2 separate regions of the Homo sapiens genome follow, and region 1 is linked to region 2. A link is a loop called in an ENCODE intact Hi-C map of the cell type or tissue named here. Cell type or tissue: endothelial cell of umbilical vein. All regions are shown on one strand. Each heading gives the region's core, and the rest is flanking DNA. Links, peaks and the distances in the headings are about the cores only.

The links. Peaks named below come from ENCODE experiments on the same cell type or tissue, not always from the same donor. Only the 100,000 strongest peaks of a DNase experiment are listed, where the experiment ranks them.
Region 1: a loop joins it to region 2, with 6 times the contacts of the local background. A loop is called at or near these places in 3 of 110 quality-filtered maps.

Annotation. Positions count from the first base shown.
Region 1 is chrX:33,190,967-33,198,800 of GRCh38, forward strand. All of the region lies in intron 1 of DMD (dystrophin), which reads right to left. Among named protein-coding and RNA genes, the nearest start is that of DMD, 17 kb to the right of the region's middle. In endothelial cell of umbilical vein, for the core only: no CTCF peak of the experiment used is centred there; a DNase peak (open chromatin) is centred at 4,225; H3K27ac peaks cover 1,583 bases.
Region 2 is chrX:32,526,304-32,534,137 of GRCh38, forward strand. The region is part of intron 17 of DMD (dystrophin); the gene reads right to left. Among named protein-coding and RNA genes, the nearest start is that of MIR3915, 54 kb to the right of the region's middle. In endothelial cell of umbilical vein, for the core only: a CTCF peak has its summit at 4,709 (motif pointing right); a DNase peak (open chromatin) is centred at 4,718.

The sequences.
Region 1 (7,834 bases), core at 1,397-6,396, 660 kb after region 2:
AATATATAATATTATATATATATATATAATATATAATATTATATATATATATATAGTGTACACCTATACTGCCCTAGTAAGAAATCAGGAAGTCAGTATTGATGATTTGCTCTCTACTATTTTTGTCTCTCTCCTCATTACCCGCGCAAATAAGTTTTACTAATTAAATATCTAAATATCTTTTGTTTGCATTTTGTCTTTTTCATTCCTAATGCCCTAAGGCTCTTATCTGGGATATAACTGCAACCCTCTTACACCTGCTTTTAGAACAGTGGCTCTAAACACAATCTGCACTTGGTGTGCCTGTATGTTCTGATTTCATTGGTCTGCAAGAGTTTTCACAAACCCTGTGTCATCTAACAAATAGATCTGAACCTCCTCCTTTAAAAATTCAAGATGCAAAAATAAACACTTCTTGACAACACATAGTTTGCTTTCTTAGCTTTTTTACTTTTACTTTTTTTTCGTTTTTTTTGAGATAGAGTCTCGCTCTGTCACCTAGGCTGGAGTGCAGTGGCACGAACTTGGCTCACTGCAACCTCTGCCTCCTGGGTTCAACGGATTCTTCTGCCTCAGCCTCCCAAGCAGCTGGGATTACACGTGTGCACCACCACGTCCAGCTAATGTTTGTCTTTTTAGTAGAGACGGGGTTACACCATGTTGGCCAGGCTGGTCTCGAACTCCTGGCCTCAAGTGATCTTCCCGCCTTGGCCTCCCAAAGTGTTGGGATTACTTGCATGAGCCACCATGCCTGGCCTGCTTTATGGTTTTATTTTGCTCACTGTCTAAGCTAGTACTAGGTGAGGAGTAGATGCTAGAAACCCATTGTAATATGTTGCTCAGAGCCAGCCATTTCTCTTTCCACCATTCATACCCAAACCCAAACCAAACAAGAATAATGTGAGAGATCAGCCATGCTAGGACCTATCAATTCAGTCATCGTTAAGCAACAATCACTAGAGACTTAGTACATGTGATATGTAACAGCAGTCACTGTGTAAATAAACTCACCGCCTATTGTGAGAAACAGACCTGTAAACAGTGGATAAAGGACAAGAATTGCATGCAGTTAAAGAAAAACAGGCAAAATACCCTGGGAATTCAGAGGAAGGAATGCCAAATCACCCAGTTCACCTACATCTAAAGAAGGCTTTTTTTCTTGTTCATCAAAATACTCGTGTTGGAACTAGCATGAAGAGTGTCACTTCACCTTCTTTGGCCTTTTTTACCCTTTTGTGTAAAAGAAGATTCTTGATCTTCAAAGCATAACAGTCATGTTTTATTTTACTCTATGAGCAGATTCATTAAGAATGTGAAAGTATTCCCATTCATTCAAATTAACATTAAAAGACACTCTCCCAATGAATAAGATGTCAAAAATCATGTTAGTAATTGCAGTCAATGAAATGAATGCTCTGCTCTCATGCTGCATGCCTATTTGTACTCATCGACTGAGCACTAACGAGAAATACACACCTAACTTAGAACAGCAGAAGGAGCAGATGCTTTAAGATAATATTTCTCAGTAATATGCAACAATTTAATTTCAAATACTGAACTTCTGGGCCTTGGAAATTACATATACAGGTTTTGCAGTCAAATGAGTATTGTTTAGACATATTAAATGTGCTGAGATCTAAAATTTCATCAGTTTTCAAATTTAAGCCAGAGGGGAAATATACCCTAATGGTTCAAAAACCCTCAATTTAAATTCTGGTTTATATAGCAATGATCTTGGTTACTTTAAATTTATTTCTAAGCCATGATTTTTTTCTTTTAGTGGCAAATATTACAATAATAAATTCAAGGGAATGTTAAAATCATACCCACCAACAAAAAGTAATTCATACCTCTGAAGTTAGCTATTTTAGTTGGACAATACTCTTACCTTGCGACTTATGCTATTAGATTCCTGTGTTCATCTTTTTATAGCACACAAATACACAGGTGTTCACTCACACAGATGCATTCACGTACACACTATGAAACTTGAGTTTTACAGGAAAAAAATTTCTAAAATGTGTCCAAATAAATTCTAACTGTAAAATTTCTTCTCTCGGCTGGGTGTGGTGGCTCACACCTATAAACCCAGCACTTTGGGAGGCTGAGGTGGGCAGATCACCTGAGGTCAGAAGTTCAAGACCAGCCTGGCCAACATGGCAAAACCCCGTCTCTACTAAAAATATAAAAATTAGGCGGGCATGGTGGGACCCGCCTGTAATCCCAGTTACTCAGGAGGCTGAGACAGGAGAATCGCTTGAACTCAGGAGGTGAAGGTTGCAGTGAGCCGAGATCACACAACTGCATTCCAGCCTGGGCAACAGAGCGAGACTCTGTCTCAAAAAAAAGAAAACATTTCTTCTCTCTTATGTACAAATTTCTCACTCCATTTTTCTCCAATGGGAATTTAAATTTGGAACCACTCTGAAGCTAATGTAATCATACCAGATACATAAATATTTCAATATGTATAGCAATTGATTTTGTTACAGTCTTTGATAAAAGAGATACAGTGTATAGACACAATTTTAATGGTTTCCTGCAATTGGAAAGATACTTGGTATATTCATCAATTAGTATCCTTTTTATACTTCTATTAGAAAGGCTATGTTTTTGTTTAAGTACCCAAGATTCCAAAAGTGAATTTGTATCTATGAATACAGTTTAATGTGAACAATTGAAACGCGCATGCAAAACTCAAATGAATTGTATACCTGGCAGGCAGGATGAATTGATAGCATGTTATTTTTAGAAATCTGAGTGTATGTATGCATAATTCTAGTTTTTGAAGTTATCTGAGAGTCTTTCCATATCATATTATACCCAAAAAATTAAGTGTCATCATCTAATGGTTTGAAACAAAAGAAATTTATAAGTAACTTATAATTCTTTCCATCACTTTTGGATATTAATTAATTCAAAACACATTTATAAAACTTCTTCCTAGTACAAGGAAATATTCAAAACTCTATGAGAATATAAACACATAGAAGATGTGGTTTGCGGCATCCAGGAGTATATAATCTAGTAGCGGAGATAATATAATTTTTAAAGTTATATTTCAAATAATATAGACTCAGTTACCTCATCTGACAAGTGAGAATGGTAATATATTTTTTGCCATAGTTTTTATAAAACCAATTATATGTATATTATCTTTATTGTCTTTATTATCATTATCATTCACTATAAAAGATAATGAATATATGCAAATTAATTTTTCAGTGGTAGAACTTGATTTCTAGATGTCATGAATTAGAACTCTACTCTTTTCCATTTCTCAATCAGAGTCTATATTTTCAACTTTCAAAATTGCACACCACATTTCTACAATGTGAGCCCCAGGCAGAAGAATGCTTATAAGCTTTCATCTAGGCACAATATATTATATAAGGCCTGGATGGTTTTCTGGCTGGTCAATTCTCTGCTTTTGGCATACGGAGATCAAAATTGGGTTATATGATCTAATTTAGTTGAAGATAATACAATAATATACACTTTCATTAAGAAAAAATTTAATTATGGAACTATCATCATAAAAATTGTCATAGATAAGAACAAAGATACTATATCGCATCTTTTCTTTGGTTGAAATTTTATAAGTCAAAATAGATTGTCATGTCACATACAAGCCTCTTTAACAAATCTCCTCAAAGATAAAATATTAAAGAAAAAGTTACTATGGTCTTATTAGTTTACAGAAACTTAATTTTATTATAAAAGCAGGTCAGAGGGCCTACTACTTCAGTAAATTAATGATATCACTCAAGCTAAGTTTTCTCATAAAATGCCTGTGCATACCAGATCTGTGGATTTCTGTAATACTTTGGAAATTGAAAGGGTTCAAGACACCAGTTTTTAAAAATTCATTATTACATGAATAATATGTTAACGTAATATACAAAATATAGTTCATATTCACTGGTCAATAAAATATTACAAACATTTAAGTGCAAAAATAATAAATATGAATAGGTTGTTAGACTGGCTCTGTAGATCCTATTTTTGTTTTCAGAGTCCATTCAATTCCATGTATTTGAGTCATGCAATAAACATTTCTCACCTTGAATTTGGGCATACTTGTATGGGGCTCCATGCTTGTGCACACATATTTATCCAGACACTAAGTTTCCTTTTATAAATGAGCTCAATCCCAGATTAAAACAGATGAAAGATTTCCAATCATTGTGGCCAGCTCCCAGGGTGGAAAATAAGCTTAGGAATGCAGCAAACTGAAACTGAATACTCTCTGGAATGGACATTCCGTTCTAAGTCTCCTTCAGGAAACCTCCAACAATAGCTCAAGCAGGAGCAAACACTTGTCTTTGAGGTAGTCCAAGCCAACCATTCACTTTCTCAGTAATCTGTCCTCAGACACCCACTGGACTTAGAGCTCCTGTGCCCACCTCAAAGGACAGCAGCCCTGGCATGCATGCACTATAGGAGCAGAAGTGATTCTCCAAATTTCTACTCTGCTCACCTCTCCACCACTTTGCATCAATTTGGCATCTCCTAAGATATCTCAGCTTTGTAACTCCTCAAAGGAATCCCCACAAATTGGGGCTCTTTTTTAACTTGGACATTTCCTTTGAGACTAAGAAAGAAAGAGAAAACAAAGTACACAGATAACCAAAAACACGACAGATTATATGAATCATCCAAATTAAGCAACCAACATTTTAGTCTAAGATTTATAATTTTTACAATATATTGAGTACACTGGACAAAAAAGTATCTACTTAGGATTATCCCATCCTGTTCTATTTTGTGTGTGTGTGTGTGTGTGTGTGTGTGTGTGTGTACAAAATAATGCATGCCAGTATTCATAAGGCTTTTCCAATCTGAATGATGCCTGAGTTTCAAATATGTATACAGTGATGTAATGGCTAAACAATAGTCAGATAAATGCTGTGTAGTCATTCATTTGTGTACCTACAAGCTGTTAGGCACAATTAATCCACATATAATAAGCACAGGCTATCTCCTCAAGGAGCAAGAGAGTGAGTCAGAAGCCGAGAAGCAAACTGACAGCTAAAATAGGGGATATAATTGCTTGTCTAGAATTATCCATAGTGAGTTTACAATAAGAATACATATTGGGGCCCCATTTTCTGACCTAGGGTAGTAAGGAATTCTTTTAAACAATATTCTATAAGGAAAGATAAAAATAATATTAATAGTCATTGGTGGAAGAGACATGGTGATAGTGGTTTTTGGGAGAACATTCCAAGAAGTGGGAACAAGTCATAGACACAAAATTACATGAACCAAAGTTATTTTATTTGCTGAACCAAAGTAATTTTATATCTAGACAGAAGTGTTCCTGGTGGGGAACAGCAGATCAGGAGGTGAGAGACATGAGCAGATGCCATACTGTGAAAGACCTTGTACGTTAGGACCTTGGATTTTACCCTGAAGCTAGAAGATTCTCTAAAGGACGTTAAGCTGGAGGCACACAATCTTATTTGTTTTAGAAACTCAACGGGGGCAGCAATTACAAGGTGGGATTTTCTGAAGACCAGATTGAAAGCAAGGAGATCATTCACACACGCACAAACATAAAATCAGAGGTAGTCTTTTGATCTATGTATCTGTTTATACAAGTTGGTATCCAAATGTACATTTATCTTTTAGAGTTATATACATTAGTTATTTGTGATTAACAATAATAGTTAAAATAATACAAAGAAAAATTATTCTCAACACTTTGACCCTCACCAAGAAACTTTATATATCCCCCTTTTAAAGCCAACAATAAGTAAGCTTGTGAAGGGGCATTATTTTTCCTAATTTCCTCTTGAGGACAGTAGTAGACATGCTCAGCTCAGTGCCAGAAATATGGTAGGCTCTCAATTAATACTAGTTAAATAAATATTGGCTTGTCCAGGATTACTTGCCTTTGTAGGTAGAGGCAAGTTTAAAACCCAGGTAGTCTCAGGCATTGTCAAGTTACCATGCCCGTGGACCAGCATAACTTCTAGCGCTTGTCATATAGGGTTTTTGGTCATAAACAACCTGAAACACAACACCTTACAAAGTAGGACATATAGAATACGGCCTCCATCATCATGATATTTTATTCAATCAGTGATGCACGTTCCCATATAATAGAAATGGATTGCATTCTAGCAGATTAGCATTAAACCATCCTTTGTACCTTGAGTGATAGACTTATTAATTTACAAGACTTATCCTCGATTAGGTTTGGTGATGATACCCTAGCCTTCAGAAAACCAAGAGCTTATTAAAGGTCTAATGCTGTATTTTTCAAATTTTTATTTTGCAATCATTATAGACTCACAGGAAGTCGCAAAGAAATATGCAACAATGTCTTGTGCAAACTTCACTTTACCTCTCCCAATGTTGATACCATGTATAACTATAGTACAATATAAAAACTGGGAAATTATTGCTATAATTCATAGAGCTTATTCGGGCTTTACCAGATAGACAAGTATGCACTTGTGTGACTCTGGTGTGTGTGTGTGTGTGTTTGTGTGTGAAGCTCTATTCGACATTATCAAGTGTAGCTTTGTGTAACAAACACCACAATCAAAATATTGAGCAGGTCCATCACCACAAGGCTCCATTGTGGCACCATTATATAGCATACCCTCTGCCTTATTCCTGACCTCTGGCAACCAATATCTGTTCTTAATATCAATATCTGTTCTTAATATCTATAATTATATTTCAGTAATGTTATATACAAGAAATAACACAGTATTTAACCTTTGACTTTTTTTTGCTCAATATGGTGCTCTTGACATCCATTGGAGTTGTGAATATTGAGTATCAGTAGTTCATTCCTTTAAATTGTTGTGTAGTATTTAGTGGTATGAGTATATAACAGTTTGTTTAACAGTCACTCATTGATGGATACTTGAGCTGTTTCTTGTTTCTAGCTACTGCATTCATGTCAAGGTTTTTGGGTGAACATAAACATCAATTTTCTGGGATAAATATCAAGAGTACAATTGCTGGGCTGTATGGTGACTGCATGTTTAATTTTAGAAGAAACTCCTAAACTGTTTTCTAGAATGGTTGTACCATTTTACATTCCCATCAGCAATATTAGAAAGACCCAGTTCCTTTGCATCCCTGTTAGCTTTCAGTGTTGTCACTGTTTTTCTTTTTTTAATTTTAGCCATTCTGATAGGTGTATAGTGATAACTCATTGTAGTGTTAATTTGCATTTCTTTAATGGCTAGTGAAGCTGAACATCTTTTTATGCATTTCTTTACCATCTGTATATCCTCTTCAGTGAAATGTCTATTAAGGCTTTTCCCACATTTTTTTCCACTAGATTATTTGTGGTTTTAGTGCTCAGTTTTGAGTGATATTTATATATTCTAGATACTAGTTCTTTGAGACTTTACAAAGATAGATTAAGGAAAGAAAAAGGACATGGGTTAAAAACAGTAAAAAACAAAATCAAGAACCACAAGTGAAAAGCAGTATGGGAAATCAAAAAAGGGAACAGCACCCAATGACAAAAAGCAAATCTTTATTATATATTTATATATGAAGCTTTAACCAAAATGAAAGTGCTTTGTCATATAAAATTTTCATAAAATGCAATCAAAATATCATTATTATAACATATTATATGTAAACATCTGTAATTATGTTCATTAAAGCATTACACATCAAGTAACTTATTTAAAAATATATATGGGGAAACCTAATGTGTTTGGTTCCAGGTAATAAAGTGGTGAGCAAGAACAGTTGAGGTGTCTTGGTTCATAGAACTTACCACATAATCCGACTGGCAAGTATTAATTAGTCACGTACATACATATGGAATCATAACAGTGCTATGTGTTATGAACAG
Region 2 (7,834 bases), core at 1,906-6,905:
GTTATTATTTATGGTTAGCAGTGAAGCGACAATTTTTTTCTCCTTTACAAATATACTCATCAGAAACCCCTGAAATTAAAACTTGTAAAGTCCCATCATACAGGGCAAGTAAGTCTTTGATTTTTTTTTTTCTTGGCAAAAGTGTATTACTACACCAAGACAATTTTTCAAAAAGACCTTCCATTTTTTGGAAGTTTCAAAATATCAAAAGCCTGGGGCATATATACCAAATATTCAGAGAGTGACAATTTTTCTCAGTATTATATTGTACAAACAGACTCAGCCTCATCCAGTTGAATTTCCCATAAAAATGATGTAAATTAGGTTAATTACATCCCATATGGTAAATACTGAGAGATACCTGTGTATATAAATGTTTAAAATAAATTCAAAGGCAAAAACACATACAAACATCTCAAAGAACTAGAGAAATGTTTGCCATTTAAGAAGTTGTCAATTTTGAATTGTCAATAGTAAAACATTACATGAATTAGTGCTATATAACTGTGCTAATTATGTCAGAAGAGCCTCCTGATGGGCACTGTGTTCTGTTAATTTTCTTTACAGTGACTGCCACATAACCTATTAAACTAAGATGACACATTTACATAAATTTTAATTCAGTCACTTTCAATATACAAGTTGCAACTCATCATTCCCAAATGTGTAAACTTTGAGAGTGGAAGTCCTCCAAGCTCCCAGACTTAACTAATTTGATTAGTGAACTAGGTTTATGAATGGCCATTTTACATATTTAAACATCTTAGCATGTAGAATTTCATAAAAACTTATAAGCCTCATCCTTAGAAACCTGAAAGGAAAATGCTGATGCCTGTGAAATACGTTAACCATTGCAGGGTCCCAGGGCTCTAGGCCTAGACCAGATAATTTATGAAACCAATTCTTAATGAACATTTTAATTAGCTAGGAAGCAAGTTTTAACATTAATAGGAACAAAACTATAATTATTCTTTGTTGGTATTAAAGAAGAAATAATTTTGGAGGTAAGATTTTCCAACTTTGCTGTATTTTTAAAAATCACCTTTCTTCTTCAGAGTTTTCCGAAGTGAGAAGACATTTTAATTCCATATTACTATACAGGCACTTTCCTGACCCTAAATCCCCAACCATTTGAAGATGACCTACTATTCATCTTCCAAGGCTCAGTTCAAGATGCACATCATCTGTGAAGGTTTTCTTGATCAACCTCTCTCTACTCTTCCCCTTTCAACTTTCCTTCTGGGAAAACTTGTCCCTCTCTGCTTGTTTCCACATGGCATTTGCTTTAAAAAAAAATCGAGTAATAGAATACAAATTCAATTTGCATCAAATAGATCTTATAAAAATATCAAATGAAATTCAGTATAAATCCTATTAGTTCTAAAAATATTTTTAGGACTTTGAGATGCATTGACTACATGGCAATTATTATATTTTTGGAATTACAGAATATTATTAAAGGGGAAATCCTATTTAACCAAAAGAAAACAAGCTAATATTTAGATAAATAGTTCCCTCTCCAAATCAAGATAGTTTGTATACACACACACAACACATACACGTTTGTATAGTGTAAGTGTGTCTCCCTCTGTGGAAGGGGGGAAGATAGGGCCACATGATTGTCTTGTATTTTGTAATATGTGTGATACGTGTGTGTTTGTGTGTATGTTTAAGTTGCTTTAAATGTAAAGTAAATGTGCATTTAAAAATATACTGAGCTGAGGGCCAGGCGTGGCGGCTCATGCCTGTAATTCCAGCACTTTGAGAGGCCGAGGCGGGCAGTTCACTTGAGGTCAGGAGTTCAGGACCAACCTGGCCACCATGACGAAACCCCGTCTCTACTAAAAATACAAAAATTAGCCAGCTGTGGTGGTGGGCACCTGTAATCCCAGCTACTCGGGAGGCTGAGGCAGGAGAATTGCTTGAACCAGGGAGGCAGAAGTTGCAGTGAGCCAAGATTGTGCCACTACATTCCAGCCTGGGCAACAGAACGAGACTCAGTCTCAAAAAAGAAAAAAAAATAACATAGCTATATATGTGTGTGTAAATCAGGCACCACAGGTTTTAATCCCTAATTTTTATCTTTCTGGTATTTTCTTGGGTAAATTAATTTCTTCGATCTTCAGCGACTTCTTGCTTTAAATTGTAAAAATTTAAAAGCTGTTATCAAACTGGTCCTGAAGTAAAAACATACTGTAAACCAAAAATAAAAGGCTAACTCCCCCTCCAAAGGGACTTCCTCCTCAGCCAGGGCTCTTAAAATTTAACCTGAAAGACTGGTTCAGGCCAAGAAGGGAAGTGGGGGTCAGACATGCCTCATTATACCTCTCTGACACTTACATCAACACAGACTTTAAGTCTGATAAGAAGCACTCTACAGCCTCTTCTCTCTGAAGCCTGCTAGCTAAAAGCTTCATCTACATGATAAAACTTTGGTATCCACAATGTCTTATCTCAACCCAAACATTCCTTTCTATTGATCCCAGGTCTTTAGACAAACTCAACCAATTGTCAACCAGAAAATGTTTAAATTTACCTACAGCCTGGAAGCCCCCACCCCCACCCAGTTGTCCTGCCTTTCTGGACCAAACCAATGTATTTCTTTTTTTTTTTTTTTTTTTTAATTTTATTTTTTTCAGACGGAGTCTCGCTCTGTTGCCCAAGCTGGAGTGCAGTGACACAATCTTGGCTCACTGCAACCTCCGCCTCCCAGGTTCACACCATTCTCCTGCCTCAGCCTCCCGAGTAGCTGGGACTACAGGCGCCTGCCGCCACGTCTGGCTAATTTTTTTTCCCTATTTTTCATAGAGACGGGGTTTCACTGTTTCAGCCAGGATGGTCTCGATCTCCTGACCTTGTGATCCGCCCGACTCAGCCTCCCAAAGTGCTGGGATTACAGGTGTGAGCCACCGCGCCAGGTCAAACCAATGTATTTCTTAAATGTACTTGATTGATGTCTCATGCCTCCCTAAAATGTGTAAAACCAAGCTGCACCCCAACCACCTTGGGCACATGTCGTCAGGACTTCCTGAGGCTGTGTCACAGGCGCGCGAATTCCACCTTGGCAAAAATCAACTTTTTTTTTTTTTTTTTTTTTTTTTTTTTTTTTTTTTGAGACAAAGTCTCATTCTATCACCCAGGCTGGAGTGCAGTGGCACAATCTCACTGCAACCCCCGCCTCCTGGGGACAAGCAATTCTCGTGCCTCAGCCTCCCGAGTACCTAGGATTAGGCAAAATCAACTTTCTAAATTAACTGAGACCTGTCTCAGATTTTCTGGGTCTACAATACAAATGCTTTTTAAAAATTACTTGTAAATATGTTTACTTACCTCTCTAATTAAAGAGGTTTTGACCCAAGATACAAAAACTGAGATCAGCTTTGCTTATATTGTGGCTTTCATATTCCAATTACATTAGTCTATTCATCTAGCAATCAAATTAAATAAAATCTAAAGATGTTATAATTCCCAGTTATAATAAAAAGCCTATAAACTCTTCAGTGGTTTACACAGCACCTGGAACAATGTGACAGATGACAGAGGACTCTGTCTTCAGTTAGTGGAAACTGCTATATTAACATTCCTATCAAAAATCTATTTTTCCTTATATTTGCATGGTCTCAAATGTATTTCTAGTTTTATATGTGTAATTTTAAGCACATCACTCATAAAATAATATGTTTCAGTACAGTAAAATTTAATGATTTCAGATTGCACTGAAAGGCATCTTTAAAAGATACTAAAAAATCAATTTCTGTGGCGTTTACCTTGTCCTAAAATATGCCTATTTAACATGTGCCTCAAAAGCTGAATTCTAGTCCAAGCACAAAATATTGTCCTTAAAATTGTACATCTTCTTTATTATCAATTATGGCATACCGAATTATATACTTAGTATGTTTAAAAATTCTGCTTTTTAAAATACATGCCCTTGCATACAAATTGAATGATTTAATGTTTTAAGCTATTAATGCCAAAAATGTCTGAGTTATTTGGTATTGATATTCATCTTGGCACCCATAGAATCGTTGATTGCAGTGAAGAGAATAAAACTGCTGTAAAATATTGCTTCTCTGCACAAAGTAAAACTTACCTAAAATATTTTGACGTCTGGTAGGTAGAAATGATGTTAAAATAATCTTCCTACCTTAATTTGGTATTAAATCTTAATCATTTCAAAATTCATTGGTAATATTTATTTCTAAAGTGTGACATGATTGAACAGATGTCACATTTATAAGTTTTGTTTAAATATCTTTGAGAGAAACAACCTTAAAAATTAAAAGGTAAGAAACCCCCACAAATTCTAAAATGTCAGATACTGCTACATTAGAGGAATTAGTTATAAAGCCAAGGAGTGTGAAAACACGTGGGCAAAAACTGCATGACCCAGAGGATGGGAAATAAAATGCTGCTAAGCCACAGATGCCTAAAGCCTATTTTTCATTTTCAATAAATTGAAAGTCCCTTTGAAACACACTTCTGTGCAAGAAAATCACCTTAACACAGGTTAATAGAAATATTCTCTTAAATGATAGATGAAATCCTGTCAGAGTAATAAATCTATGATCATACAATATAATATACTCAAGTTGAAAATCCTGAGTCATATATTTTAAAATCAAATGTAAAGTTTATTTAAAATGATGAAACCCAAAAGCTGCCTATGTCCTTATGATAAATAAATGTGGGTCACTAGAGGGCGCACATTCCCTTTCAGAGCTTGTCTTCAATTTGGCTTCTTTCGTTTTCTTATCTGCATAACGAAAATATGGTGACAAATGAAATTTTCATGGAAGTTTTACTTACACAGAAATATAAAATGTCCAAAGATATAGATAAAATAGTGTACAAATAATATGTAAGTAAGACACTCTCAGATGCACTGTTAAAATGCCTTCAGCCATTTTGAGGTACACACAAAAGTACCTTGAAGCCATAATACATAGAATCCCTTGAGAAAATATGTCCACAGTTTGGAGAGTCATGCTTAGTTCAAATAATTTAGTAAAATTTTCTGGATTATGTAGCAAGTAGTTTTCCTTCCCAAGTTCATTGATTTTAACTAATTTTTGAATGTTTAGTTAAATATGTGGACACTCGTACTCTAAAAATCTGCTTAAAATTATACTCCTAAATCACCTAAAGTTTTTTAAAATGCCAAACTTTCATTCAAATTTAAAGAACAGAAAAGAGACATATATATCATTTTAAGCATCTTAATCAGGTCACAGGCTTTCAAAAAGAAAACTTAATCGCTCAAGAAACCTTGTATGTTATCTGTAATAGCTTTTATTTTTGCAGATTGATCATGAATAGAAAAGTTGAAGATCTTCATTTAGTTTCAATACACAGTGAAGCACTGAGTCAAGACTCAAGAACAGGTCTGTCTGAATCCAAAGATTTCTACAACACTACATTTTTCTTTTGTTCCAAATAAACGAGAAACCCATCTTAAAAAAAAAATAAGGATAAGTCAATATAGAATTACTGTTCATTGCTACACAGTACAGTAATTTAGTGGTTTTGACTACGCTATCTTGGATTATATGAGAATTTGATTGAAGTCTCTAATATCAGGATATTAATTCTGAAATTTTTCATTAAAATATGATCCTTAGTTGTATACTTTGTACCCTAATGGCAATATAAAATAATTTATTTCCCAATTTATTATTACCTTGGAATTTCCCTTAATTTCCTAAAATCCTCAACTTTCTAATCTGATGATACAATTTCTCACATCAGAGAAAATATTAAGCATAGATGAAAAAAGTTACTACTTATTATATAATGTGGTTAAGACCATGGTGAGCTCCAAAAGTCTTGCACTTGGAAAAAAAAGTTCAATTATATGGAAATTCCACTTATTTTTGATGCTGAAAAAGACATCTAAATTTTAAAGAAATCTTTTCAGTGAAAAAGGTCTCTGTATTTAAAGATAATCAAGTGTTGCCATGGGACACTAGAGTCAATGATACTTCAGAATGTAGAACAGACATAATCTAGAATAAGTGCAGCTTCCATAGACTTTGGCAAATTCTTAAGGAGTCCCAGTCAAGCATTTTATTTCAGCTAAATAATTTGATGAAATCACCTTTAACTTATTACAACATAGCAAGGCGAGGAATTTCCGAAGGCAACACCCTAAGCTAGGCTGTCTGGGTTCAAATCCTAGCTGCGATGCTTCCTGTAAACTATGTGACCATGAGCAAGTCACTTGAAATTTCTATGACACATTGTTATCATTGGCAAAGAGTGACAATAATAAAACTTACTTCGTAATGCTATTTTAAGTGTGAAATACATTAATATGTAGCAAATACTTGGTAGAAGCCATATACATATTAGCTATTGTTATTAATATCTTCCATGATCCTTTTTTAACTGGCTTTAAGCCCTATGCCATTTCTCACTTTCTCACGTGTGAGAGTAGTCATATTTGTTTTAGTGTCTTCTTAATGACTGATAAAGTAAAAGCCACAATTGGAATAACAAGAATAAAAACTGCAAACACAGCTATAACAAAGACAATGAAACATATAAACAAAAATCAACAGCAAAATAGTCTCATTTTACCCATTAGTGCCGGAATCCCCAAAGTATGTTCTATGGGACAAATATGGTCTGCCATCTAATTTGGTAAATAAAATTTTACTGGAACTCAGTCATGCTCATTCATTTATACATTGTTTATGGCTGCTTTCTAGCTATAGCAGCAGAGTTGAGTAGTTTTAAAATAAATTTTATGATACACAAAACCTAAAATATTTACTCTCTGGCCCTTTAGAGAAAACTTTTCTTTCCCCCTTCCCAGTCTATGAAACCAAGGTAAGATGGCCTCTCTCTCCCAACTCTCAAGTGAGATCAAAATGATATGGTTCACAGTAGCCATATCATATTTCTCTCTCTCAAAAATATGCAATGGCTCCCCATGACCAGAAGGTTTAAGTCTACATGCCTTAATCTTTTATTGAATACCTTTAGTTATTATGAACTCAACCTACCTTTTCAACCTCATTCCTTACTTCTAAACTTCCTTTACTTCATACTTCTGCTGGAGGCAAACAAGAATACTTAATCCCATGTAAGTTTTGTTCGCATACAGGCTTTCCCCTGCAATGAATTGTCACTTTCCTCATCTTGAGCCCAATGCTTCCCTACTCTTTAATTATCCAGTCAGATGCTAATTTTCCCATAAGTCTTCCATGCCTCTCAAGCAGGAAGTGAACTTTTCTTCCTTAAAACTTTTCTAACATTTTATTAGTACTTCTTCATGACAGTTTATGCTGGGTGCAAGCTTCCTGAGGGAAAGCTTAGATTTACAGTTAAAGTAACTGGAGTGTTTTACATACCATAGCAATCCATTAGATATTAGTTGAGTGAATAGGAAAATTAGCATGAAAACTAATGTTGCTGTCTCTTCTTTCTTGAAATGATGTGGACTCATAATGACTACAGAAGTGTTCAAAGAAACCCACCATGCATTGGATGATGACTTGGACCCTGTGGGAGGCAATTTAAACTTTAAACTCTCTCAGTGTGAAAGGTCCTTGAGTTTAAGAGAAGTCAACATGCTTGTGGGTCTTTCAAGTTTAAATAACTTCCAACCCGGGTTCCAAAAGGATCTAGTGCAATGTGGAAAGCCATTTCAATCTGACGTGTACTTAATGCCCCACTGCCAGCATCATGACCTGTTTCAATCCATCTACTGTGTTAGTAAGCATCACTATGAACTTTAGTCAAAACAGAAGTAATACTCATTGCTTAACAAAGCCGGTTTTTAGTCAGCTAGCACTTACATAACAAAATACCATAGACTGGGTGGCTTAAC